3 separate regions of the Homo sapiens genome follow, and regions 1 and 2 are each linked to region 3. The links are chromatin contacts, found by Hi-C or POLR2A ChIA-PET in ENCODE. All regions are on one chromosome and are shown on one strand. The core of a region is the stretch at or near the end of the contact, and the rest is flanking DNA. Distances in the headings are between cores, read along the strand shown. Region 1 holds the start of IP6K1 (inositol hexakisphosphate kinase 1). Region 2 holds the start of IFRD2 (interferon related developmental regulator 2). Region 3 holds the start of IP6K2 (inositol hexakisphosphate kinase 2).

Region 1 (3,738 bases), core at 824-3,323, 1.1 Mb after region 3:
ACCAGGTCTCTACTAAAAATACAGAAATTAGCCGGGCATGGTGGCACGCACCTGTAATCCCAGCTACTTGGGAGGCTGGGGCAGGAGACTTGCTTGAACCCAGGAGGCAGAGGTTGCAGTCAGCTGAGATTGTGCCATTGCACTCCAGCCTGGGTGAGAGAACGAGACTTCGTCTCAGAAAAAAAAAAAAAAAGTAGGCTTGGCGCGGTGGCTCATGCCTGTAATCCCAACAATTTGGGAGGCGGAGGCGGGTTGATCATGAGGTCAGGAGTTCGAGACCAGTCTGGCCAACATAGTGAAACCCCGTCTCTACTAAAAATACAAAAATTAGCCAGGTGTGGTGGCACGTGCCTGTAGTCCCAGCTACTCGGGAGGCTGAGGCAGGAAAATTGCTTGAACCAGGGAGTCAGAGGTTGCAGTGAGCCGAGATGGCACCACTGTACTCCAGCCTGGCAACGGAGCAAGACTCCATCTCAAAAAAACAAAACAAAACAAAACAAAACAAAAAGTGCACAAAGTATTGTCGCTTGACTTCTTAGTCATCTCATGCAGGCATATTCTATGACCACATACAAGAAGACTGTACAAAGAACCAAAGAGGCCACAGGTCAAGAGAAATGTGTTTTGGAGCAATGAGAACTCTTCCTAGACCTGCACACTCTACTGAGGATCTCCAACTTGCCCAAATTCACAGGAAAGGGGCTTGAAGGTGTTTTCACTGAGCAAGATAATTTTAGTACTGTTAAAAGTTAATTTGCGCCGGGCATAGTGGCTCACACTTGTAACCCCAGCACTTTGGGAGGCCAAGGGGGGTGGATCACGAGGTCAGGAGTTCGAGACCAGCCTGGCCAACATGGTGAAACCCCGTCTCTATTAAAAATACAAAAATTAGCCGGGCATGGTGGCGCGTGTCTGTAGTCCTACCTACTCGGGAGGCTGAGGCAGGATAATCGCTTGAACCCGGGAGGTGGAGGCTGTGGTGAGCCGAGATCGCGCCACTGCACTCCGGCCTGGGCAACAGAGCGAGAGACTCTGTCTCAAAAGAAAAAAAAGAAAAAAAACAGTTAATTTGCCAGTTCCATATCATCCACAACAAAAACAAGTTTCTTTTTCCGATTCTAAGACACTCCTACGTTTCCTTTGTCTCCTATGGCGAGCATCCCTTTAGGAGATAAAATCAAGTCATCACCATAATACTCACTTTCTCCTAAAGCAAAAAGAGGAAGACATTACCACTCTCCAAAAAGTGGTGGTGAAGAACCAAAGAAATTATGTTCCAAAATAAAACTCAGCCATTATGGACATTTAACCAGGTTCTTTGCGAGGAAAACGGTGAGCTTCGAGGTACACGTGAGGTTCCGAACGGGTCTCAGGAAGCAGCAGCCAGGCAGAGGGTCCCCCTTGCCATAATCATAGGGCCGTGACACCGGCCTGCCTGGCTCGCGGGGGCTTTGGCTTGCTTCGTCTAGTCTTAGCATCCAGCGTCCTGAAAATCACTCGCAGGAACGCTATCTAAGAAAGAGGTAAGTCTATTTCTCAGCCAGGAGCAACATAACTCCCAGGAGAGCATCAGGGTGGCACCGGACACACTTTAGCGCTCCGGATCAGCGGAGTCCAGAGCTTCGGTCAGAGAAGCTGGTTTCCCGCTACTAGCCGGCCAACCCTCAGGCACTGGCGCTCTCCGTCCTCCACACCGGCTGTCCCCCCGGCTTCGGTGCCAGCATCTGGGAGGCTCGGCGGGCGGCCGGTCAGGACGCTCGAGCGATGTTCCAGTGATGGCCCCACCGGAGCCCCGACCCCACACGCGCCCACTCCAACCCCGCGCCCGCCACCGCCCTCCCCGCGGGCGTCAGGCCGGTCTATCGGCCCGGCTCCTGTCACTCACCTGCCCGGCCCGGGCACCGAGCGCCCACGGCTCCCTACGGGAGCTGGGCCCCCCGGGCCTCCAGGTTTCGGCCCGCCCCCTGGCAGGCAGCACAGGTGGCTGAGCACCGCTACAGCGGCCTCTCACCGGCCGCTTGGTCCAGCTCCCGGCGCTGCCCACTGGGTACGGATCAACAACAAGATGGCGGCTAGCCGAGGGGGCGGGGGCCGGGCGTCATAGTAACCAGGACTGCAAAGAACCCGCCCCCGAGGGGGTGCTATCCCCAATCAACAGTCTTTTTGCTCGTCGCCAGGGGAAGTGCTTCCTGCTGACAGGTCAGCTCACGTGTCAGTCAGAGTCTGCCTCTCAGGGCCTCTGCCGAAAGCGTGGGGCACGTGACTGTGACGGCATGGGTTGGCGCATGCGCTTCGTTCCCGGAGTGGCTGGCGGCGGAGTTTTCGCTGGCTACTACGAGGCCGGAGCGCCCTTGGCCTCTCTGCGTCCCTGGCCCTCGTGCGGTACCGGCGGCGTCTTGTCATACACTTGCGCACACACAGGGAATCTCAGCGGTGTGCTATTCGTTTTTTTGTCCCCCACTCTGGGAGAAGGGGGGTGCAGCCCCCAGTTCACTCTGGAGAGGAAACTGAGGCTCAGAGAGGGGAGGCCGAGCCAAGGTCACGCCACCTCTAGAAATGGAGGTGCTGGGTCTCGCACCTCCTCCTGCTGGTTTCAGAGTGTGAGGAGCCTCTATCCCAGCTTCCCACGCTTTGTCCCTTACTAGCCTCGAGGTACCGCAGTCTGTGCTGCCACAGCAGCCTCTGGCTCATTGCCCATGCTTTCCTGCCTGAGGTTTAGAGCCTAGCACAAGTCCTGACACACAGCGGGCACTCCCTTTTCTCTTCCCTAGAGCATCTTGTCTTGAGATCCTGTGACAGCATCTTTTGCCCTGGACTGTCATGACCGGCCTCCCAAGCAGACTAATGGTCCCAGGAAGATGGTCACACCTTGCTCCCCATACAGAACACCTAACTCTGGGCTTGGCTTCAGGCTTAGAACAACAGATGAAGTTACGTGGCCTGGGCCCACACCCAAATGCCCCAACTAGCTAACTCTGACTTTTGAGCCTTAGCCTCTCTTTAGCTTTGGTTGTCCCATCTGTAAAATGAAGATAAAAGTGGAGCTTCTCAGAGGAAGATTTAATGAGCCCTCAGAGCAGGGGAAGAACTCAGGAAAAATCTGCCTACAACCACTTCCTGGAACAACCTGCTTCCAAGTTGCTGTTCCTGAGGCGTGCCTTAAAACACTAACTTTGGTGGAAGCCCCATGAAGCGTTTTTGTTTTGCTTTGTTTTGTTCCCACAGAAGGCTTTCAGCTTCTTCCTGGCCCTGGGATACCATAACTGGTTCAGAAGGGGAGGTCCTCCTAGCTAGGCGCAGTGGCTCATGCCTGTAATCCAGCACTTTGGGAGGCCAAAGAAGGTGGATCACTTGAGGTCAGAGGTTCGAGACCAGCCTGGCCAAAATGGTGAAACCCTGTCCCTACTAAAAATACAAAAATTAGCTGGACGTGATGGCAGGTGCCTGTAATCCCAGCTACTCAGGAGGTTGAGGCAGGAGGATCACTTGAACCTGGGAGGCAGAGGTTCAGTGAGCTGAGATCACGCCACCACACTCTAGCCTGGGTGACAGAGCAAAATTCTGTCTCAAAAAAAAAAAAGGGAGGTTCTCCAGTACCCTGAGGGGGTTCAGGCCCACAGACTCAACAGACGAGTAAAGACTGTGATAACTTGGATTTACCACAGTAAGGTCCTCTTGGAGAGCTGGCAGAAGCCTGAGACCTGATGTCAGGTTGGGCATGGAGAGTGGGCCAACACT
Region 2 (4,097 bases), core at 770-3,269, 1.6 Mb after region 3:
CATACTCCTTCAGCTTTTCCTCAAGGTCTTCCTGCTGGCCCTGCTCATCCACGACATCCCCCCCTGCAAGGCCACCTGGTCAGCACCGCTTCTTGTCCTCAGCCCATGGAGCCCTCACCAAGCCCCTGTCAAACTTCCACCCGCTCTCACCAAGGCTGTCCTCTGCAGTGGTGCTGAGAAGGCTGGGGCATTCACTGGCGGTGCTGCGGGCCTCACTGGCTGCCTCATCGTCACTGGAACCCGAGTCAGCTTGGGCACTGCTCCGGGCACCTGGAGAAGGTGGAATAGGACACTCAACTTGCCTCTACTGATGAGGGATGGCTGGGGGTACCTCACTCGACCTCATAATCCCAAAAGATAGAATGGTGTCCCTCTCAGAGATGAAAAACCAAAGCCAAGGGTCAGTTCAGTAGGGCTGGTGCACTCCTGTGTGTGGGGTCTGTCCAGGGCCAAGGGCTGACATTGGCAAGGTTGGCTGCTGTGGCAGAGTTTTGGACAGGGTGTGATCACCAGGCTGGCCCTACTTCTAAGAACTACTCACACCCCTCATCTGCAGGACAAAGTCCAGCCTGCGCACTGGCCTCTGCTCCCCGCCACCTTTTTTTTTTTTTTTTTTTTTTGAGACAGAGTTTTGCTCTTGTTGCCCAGGCTGGAGTGCAATGACGCCATCTCGGCTCACTGCGACCTCTGCCTCCCGGGTTCCAGTGATTCTCCTGCCTCAGCCTCCCGAGTAGCTGGGATTACAGGCATACGACACCACACCCAGCTAATTTTGTATTTTTAGTAGATAGGGTTTCTCCATGTTGGTCAGGCTGGTCTCGAACTCCTGGCCTCAGGTGATCTGCCTGCCTTGGCCTCCCAAAGTGCTGGGATTACAGGTGTGAGCCACCACGCCCAGCCTGCTCCCATTTTATCTTACTATTCTACCTGCCGGAGCAGCCCAGCCTTCCCTCATTCACTCCACTGCGCTGGGGTCCCTCCAGCTGCCAGGTCTTTGTACAACTTGCTCTCTTCTCCATCCTCTCAGGACTCACCCAGAAGCACTTCCCCCCAGGCCTCCCTGAGTCCTAAGTCTGGGGCTGACACCACTCAGTGAACATGTTCCACACCCTATTAGATGTCCCCCACCCAAAACCCACCATGGTGGTGACCAGTTTAAAGTTGTGCCTAGGTATTTTCCTCCTTCCTGTGCCCGGCCCTCCTCCCTTCCCCCTCAAGAATAAAAATAAATAAATTTGTGCGTGGTAGGCACCCCATCCCAGCAGAGTAAACATATGTGTTTAACGCATTAAGATAGGCTCCTGGTCTAAGCTGATAAGCGAGTCCCAAGACTGCCTCAGGCTCCAGGATACTCAGCTACCTTGTGGAGTCAGGCCTGCCAAGCTGCCAAGGCCCTAACCAGGTAGCTTCCCAACAGAGCCCCCTCCCTCTCTTCACCGGAGCAGGCCAGGACTCCCGCCAACTTCCTTGACCAGTCCAGGAAAGGATCAGGGTTTGGCAAGAGGACTGGCTTCCTGCCCTGTCCGGTGAGTTTGTCCACCCAGCAGGCAACTGAGGCCCGGAGGGGCTGGCCGGGTCACCGCTGGGAGCGCGGACTCCCAACAGGCAGTGGGCAGCGAGCTCAAGTTGGGCACGCACGTGGCCAATGACTGCTGGGGCACGTGCCAGCCTCGGTAGAGTTATGGGAAGCTGCGTGGGGCTGGCCGAGGGGGTTCCCCACCCAGGGCCCTCGAGAACAACCAAGGGGATCCAGCAGGACCCCCGCCCGCCGCTCATACAGCTGTCCCGCGCCCCCCACCCCACTCACCTCCTCCACGGCGCTGACCACCCTTCCGGAGCGTGTTGCCCTTACGGGCGCGAGGCATGCCGGGAACCGGGCGCGGGGGGCGCGGGGTCAGGGACCCGGTGGGTGTGGGCTCCAGGCCAACGAGACGCCGGCCGGTGCGCTGCGCTGAGACTTGGCCAGACGACGGGAGCCACACGCCACGCGCGCCACCATCTTCGCGAGGCGCCCCGCCCTGCCAAACAGGTCGCCGGGAAGGCGAGTTCCAGGCCATCCGATTCAGGCCCACATCCACGAGGCTAAAACTACTAATCCCAGAGGCCTGAGCGCGCAGGCGACGGCGGCTAGCTGCGCGTAGAGCACCATGGGAATGGTAGTCCACGCCTGGGGCCCACCAGCCGACGACGCGCTGGCTGAACTATGCACCCACAATGCCCTGCGCGCGCCCCAGCCCCGCGTCGGGAACAAGTGCACGGTGGTTAACTCCGAAGCGTCCCTCAGTGGAGCACCAAGGCAGGACTGGCTTCTCAGGGCACTTGGCAGCGGGACACTCCAGACGAGACCTACCCCTGCCTGGGTCTGGGGACCATGGGAAGGGCTTAGAGCTTGGGATAACAGGAGCAACAGCCAAACCTCAGGCAGTGGAAAAAAGTGACTTTATGATGAAAGAGTGCAGACAACAGCTTAGCACTTTACCGACCTTCGCCAAGATTTTTTGGGGCCCATCTGCCCGTGCACGGCCCATCTGTGACCTCTCCATGGGCTTAGTGAGGTGTAGGCACAAAGCCCTAGGCTGGCAGCCCTAACTAGCTGGAACCTGACTCTCCCTGGAACTGCTTCCTTGCCATGGAGGACTCACATGATCTCAGAGGGCCTCTGGTTTTATAAGCGTTTTTTCTGGCCCCTTCTACCCCTCAGGGATTCCAAGGGAAGCGGGGTGTGTGCTTGGGAGGGTTGACTGTAAACTGAATAGAGCAAGAGTGGGACAGAGTAGTTCCAGGACTGGAAAAGTGGCAGCAGGGAAAAGAAGAGGCAGTGGCAGGGGCCCTGGCTTTATACTGCTTCTTTAGGCCCAGGCCTGGGCTCCTGGCAGGTGGGGCCAGCCCAGCCCCAGTAACAGTGGCAGCTGAAGGACTTCCAATCTCCAAGGCTGCCGTCTGGCCACAGGTGTAGAAAGGCTTCCATCTGTCCTGGATCTCGCCGGGCACAGCGCCCGTGGCCATGGCACCGCTGGTGACTGCAGGCCATCGCTGCCCTGGTCACATTGATCACATAGGGGCCCAAGGTGTCCACCAGGTAGTCATGGAGATGCCAGCACTCCTCCTGAGGAGAAGGGAAGATATGTGTCAATATGCCTGCTCTATAATCTTGACATGGCCGTCCCCCACCCTGGGACCCCAGCATGTGCTACATGGCAGGCTCAAAGGGGCAATGATCACCTCAGAGCTGGAGAGGCTCAGGTCCCCCCAGAGCACCACGCCGGCTGCCCCTAGTGCTGCACTCACACCAATGGACTGCACAAGGTCATCCTGGAGGCAGAGAGCTGCTAAGCCAGTGCTGGGCTGGCCAGATCCATGTGGGCACACATCCACATTCAAGAAACTCTTCTGGTTCACTGTCACAATCTGATTCTAACTCTACAGTAGGGACTCTCTAGTTTGGTTTGGTTTTAGAGGCGGGGTTTTACTCTGTCATCCAGGCTGGAGTGCAGTGGCATGATCATAGCTCACTGCAGCCTTGAACTCCTGGGATCAAGTAATCCTCCCACCTCAGCCTCCCAAGCAGCTGGGACTACAGGTGCATAACACCTGGCTAATAATTTTTTAGGCTGGGCACAGTGGCTCACACCTGTAATCCCACACTTTGGGAGGCAAAAGCGGGAGAATCACTTGAGCCCAGGAGTTCAATACCAGCCTGGGCAACATGACAAAACCCCATCTCTACAAAAATATAAAAATTAGCTGGGTGTGGTGGTATGCATCTGTAGTCCAGCTATTCGGGAGGAGGCTTAGGTGGGAGGATCACTAGAACCAGGAAGTGAAGGCCGCAGTGAGCTGAGATGGTGCCACTGCACTCCAGCCTGGGCAACAGAGCAAGACTCTGTCTCAAATGTTTTTTTGGTAGAGGTTGGGGTCTCACTATGTTGCCCAGGCTGGTCTCGAACTCTTGGCCTCAAGGAATCCTTCCATCTCAGGCTCCCAAAGTACTGGGATTATAGGTGTGAGACACTCACCCAGCCCAAGTAGGGCCCCTTTGTATCGAGTCTCTGAGTGGCTTCTCAGGCCTTCCACTCAGAATATCTCCCCTCAGGCCA
Region 3 (3,935 bases), core at 719-3,218:
TTAAAGGGAAAATTCTTCCCCAGTGCATCCTCTTTATGAGCCAAACAATGGAAAATTTTCACCTCAGTAAGCTGGCCTCAGGGAGGTTCAGGCTCATCCCTGTTGCCTAGATACCAGTGACATCTCAGGAGCTTACAGAAGGCTCTGGCATCCCTCTTGGAAGGGAGACTGGCAAAGGTTCATCAGTCAGTGGTTGCTCCTTCTTTCCTGGCACATTCCACTGCTCAGACAGATACAGGGCTAGCATACAGTGTACCTGTCTGTCACCTAGGAAGCTTTGAAACACAAAAGAAATCTATTATATCTGTTACACTGATTTCTAGATCTCCCAGGTCCCTGCCTTGCTCCCTCCCTACCCAGGCCCTGCATAAAAAACAAACCAAACAAACAAAAAGCTAGTTTCTACAATTGTATTAACTCTAGTCAGTGTTCTTATCCATTTCATTTCTTTCTCTCTCTCTCTTTTTTTTTTTTTTTTTGTAGAGACAGGGTGTTGCTATGTTGCCCAGGTTGATCTTGAACTGCTGGGCTCAAGTGATTCTCCATTTGATTTCTAACAATGCCTGTGAATTCTAAAGTCACAAAGCAGGTAAATCTATCGAAATGACAATGTCAGACAAGACCACAGAAAATAGAAAAAAAATTTTAAATGACAGTTAACAGTTTAACTTTTTCTCAAAAAAAAAAAAAGTTACTAGGCCATCAATTTGCCTATTATGTCAAATGTGATAAAGTATTCATTTGGCCCTTTCTAACTCTGATAGTGGCTAAAGTTAAAACAACACCCTGAAGCTTCTCTTTAAATACTTAACACCCAAGTTACACGATGCAATTATACAAACCCCACAGCAACAACCTATATAAATAAGCATCTTAGTTCACTTAAAATATTACCTGGCTACAACTGCAAATACAGCAAACATTTTAAACACTAGAATTCAACAAAATTACTGTAATCATGGTCCTCTATTAAAAATATCATAGAACCGATGATCTACAACATTTTTGTTACCACGTTCCAAAGTGCCAGTACTTTTTCTTAAAACTATTCAAGATGATTTTTTGTTCTGTGTACATTCTGCTACGGAAATGTTTAATTCCAAGCAGTGACTAGTTCTGTTTTCCCTGGTATTTAAGAGCACTGGATTTTACTGGTTTCTACATTTTATTTTCACTCACTTTTCTGCTAGTGTAGCTTAGTTGATATATGAGAACGAATACAATCCTAAAATGAAATAAGCCATTAGGATGCAAAAGACAAAAGCGGTCTGTAATCAAACGTAAAGAGTGGAAATATCACTATAAAGGTGTCCTCTTATCCATTTAAAGGCATTTTTTCTATAATAAGGTTAAGTGTGTAGATTCCCTCATCGAACACCATCTGACGGGCCCAAATGGCATTCAACACTCAAAATGGCTGCACATCTGCCGACCCCAGGTAACAGTACCTGAGGCGCTGAGCTGACTCCCTATCCAAAGATCCGGGAAGACCCCTCCACCCGCCAAATATCTGGGGAGATCGTGGCCGCCAATGACCTGGGGAGACCCCTCAATGACACCGTAGATCTTGCGCTTCCCAAGACCCGGGGAGATCTCAATGACCAGGAAAGATCCTGCCCTCCCCCAAACCCGGGAGACCCCCTCCAATGACCGGGGAGGATGCTGGACCCCCAAAACCACGGAAATCCCTCCCCCAATGATCAGAAGAAAAACCCTCCTCCCAAATGACCCAGGGAAATCGAATCCACAGGGACCCCGGGAGATTTCCCCCACAATGACCACGGAAGAAGTCTTTCCCAAATAACCTGGGAGACTCCAATGATCAGAGATCCCGTTTCCCAGTAGCCTGAAAAAATCTCCCTCAAAGCTCCTCGGGCACTAGGGCCATAGGACGCGAGCTTTACCTGCCGCCTCAGCCGGGTTCCTCGGCGTTTCCGTCCTATTGTTTCTCTCGCACCAAAATGGCTGCGGCCAGGCCGAGCCCCGCCCCCTGCACCTCGCTCCCGGTGCCCCTCACTATTGGCTCGTCCTAGGAGCTGCGCACGCGGACTGGACAGCCTGAAAGGCGCTGTTGCTAGGGTGCCAGGATTCGCTGCAGCAGCTTCCGGAAAAGGCGGTGACTGGGGGCGGGGCCAGAGAGGGCGGAGCATTGTCCTCCGTCTGGGAGGGTGGGCCGGAGGTCTGACGGGCGGTTGGGTGGATAGACTAGCTGCGGGCCGATGGACAGCAGGATACCTGGGAAACAGATGGATTGACCAACAGTCTTGGTTTGTTCAGTAGTGAGCGATTTCGCAGGATGCAGGAATTTCAATGCTAACACAGAGACAGTCCACTACAAACTGGGAAGTTGGTCACTCTAGCAGATGGACAGAAGACTGGATGTGAATAGACGGAAAGAGGGACAAAAGAGTGCCTGTAGACGGTGGACAAAGAAATGGTTATAGATACAGACAGACAGATTATTAGATATGGAAGGGTGGACAGAGAAGTGGCCATAGAGTTTTCTGGGGACTGGTGGATGACCCAGTGCCCAACCCAGCTCCCACCAAGCACCACACCACAGGGCTTGTCTGAGGCTCATTTGTCTTGGGCCTGTGTTGGACAGAAGGGCTCTCACCTGAGTGAATGTCAGCATAGCTGTGAAAGGCAAAGGAGAGGGTTAGTGCCACTGAGAATGGGCAGAGCCTCCTACCTGATCTCTGCTCTTTCTGTAAAGGAGAACAATGTTGCAGCCCTGTGTACTGGGCATTTGCAAAGGTGTAAATTCACTCATACACTTTTTAATTCAACAAGTATTTATTAAGCACTTACACTCGGTATTGGAAATACAGCAGTGAACAAAAAAGGAAAATAAATAAATATCCCTGACCTTATAACAGTGGATAGGAGAGACTTCTGTGAGCAGCTCCTCTCACCTTAGCATGTGGTTTCCAGGGCTCCATGTCCTCCTGGTTTCCTCCAGTCTCACCAGTTTCTCATCTGTGTGTTTTCTCTTTGTCTACACTCACTCTTCCAAAATCTTATCCAGGCTCATGACTTCAAATGCCACCTACATGTCAATCACTCCTAAAAGTGTTTGTCCAGTCCAGACCCTTCCTGAGTGGCAGATTCACTAGTCCCACTGTCAACTAGACATCTGCACTCTGACTTCCAGTTGCTGGCATCTCAAACGCAACTTGTGCTACCCTAACACTGGCTCATCCGCCAAACCTACTTCACCCCACTTTCCCCAAATTGAGTGATAGCATCTCAGCCCTTCTTATTGCTCAAGTCAAACACCTCAAAGTACCCCTTGACTACTCTCTTTCCCATCTATATTCAGTGCACCAGGAAGGTCTGCTGTCTCCATCAGCATCATCTACCCAGAATGAAATCACTTCTTGCCACCTCCATACCTTTCACTGAGTCCAAACTGCCACCATTTCTCTTGAGTGCAATGTCACAGCTGCCTCCTGGTCTCCTCTTGCTGCCCCTGATGCCTTCAGTCTGTTCTGCACACATCAGCCTGTGAATACATGAGTCAGATCCTCCCATTCCCTGCTCAGAACCCTGGAGTACTTCCTCCCCAAGGGAAAACCAGAGACATCAGGACCTTCATAATTCCCTATCACCCCCCCGACTGTATCTCCCCGGCCAGCTTTTGGCCTTGCTGCTCAATCTCCCAGTGTTCCTCACACATCACACCCCATGCACTCTCCTGCACAGTGTATGAGTTATGGTTGTTCCCATGCCTGGATTGCACAGATTTCCAAAGAGCTGCACCCCAGCTCTCAGAGCCCCTCATTTCAGACTGTAACCTGCCCCACTCTGCCCCCAGCACTCAGTACCACCTTTATCCCCTCATCCTGGCTCTATATGTTTCCATAGCAGTTACCACCTTCTCAGAATTTTTTTTTTTTGAGACATAATCTTGCTCTGTCACCCAGGCTGCAGTG

The links. Hi-C counts contacts between places; a loop is a spot of excess contacts on that map. ChIA-PET counts read pairs that join two places held with the same protein, here RNA polymerase II (POLR2A). Pooled maps may share reads with other maps.
Region 1: a loop to region 3 is called in a pooled map, with 17 times the contacts of the local background. The contact joins the promoter of IP6K1 here to the promoter of IP6K2 in region 3. A Hi-C loop is called at or near these places in 6 of 50 pooled maps. POLR2A ChIA-PET finds 5 or more read pairs at or near these places in 2 of 52 experiments (activated CD4-positive, alpha-beta T cell and activated naive CD8-positive, alpha-beta T cell).
Region 2: a map of naive thymus-derived CD4-positive, alpha-beta T cell shows a loop between it and region 3 (7-fold over the local background). The contact joins the promoter of IFRD2 here to the promoter of IP6K2 in region 3. A Hi-C loop is called at or near these places in 1 of 168 maps with a recorded cell type or tissue (naive thymus-derived CD4-positive, alpha-beta T cell) and 6 of 50 pooled maps. POLR2A ChIA-PET finds 5 or more read pairs at or near these places in 1 of 52 experiments (endothelial cell of umbilical vein).

The regions. Positions count from the first base shown.
Region 1 is chr3:49,784,469-49,788,206 of GRCh38, forward strand. It overlaps IP6K1 (inositol hexakisphosphate kinase 1), which reads right to left and starts at 2,074. Exons shown (of 6, transcript NM_153273.4): 1 at 1,886-2,074. RefSeq lists silencers at 1,688-2,037, 2,773-2,937, 3,718-3,738 and enhancers at 1,752-2,441, 2,528-2,597.
Region 2 is chr3:50,290,410-50,294,506 of GRCh38, forward strand. IFRD2 (interferon related developmental regulator 2) reads right to left here and starts at 2,020. Exons shown (of 12, transcript NM_006764.5): 1 at 1,808-2,020; 2 at 151-270; 3 at 1-63. The coding sequence starts at 1,865. HYAL3 (hyaluronidase 3) reads right to left here. Exons shown (of 4, transcript NM_003549.4): 3 at 3,223-3,312; 4 at 2,423-3,106. The coding sequence ends at 2,837. RefSeq lists a silencer at 1,729-1,938 and enhancers at 2,319-2,508, 2,899-3,454.
Region 3 is chr3:48,715,253-48,719,187 of GRCh38, forward strand. IP6K2 (inositol hexakisphosphate kinase 2) reads right to left here and starts at 1,969. Exons shown (of 6, transcript NM_016291.4): 1 at 1,905-1,969.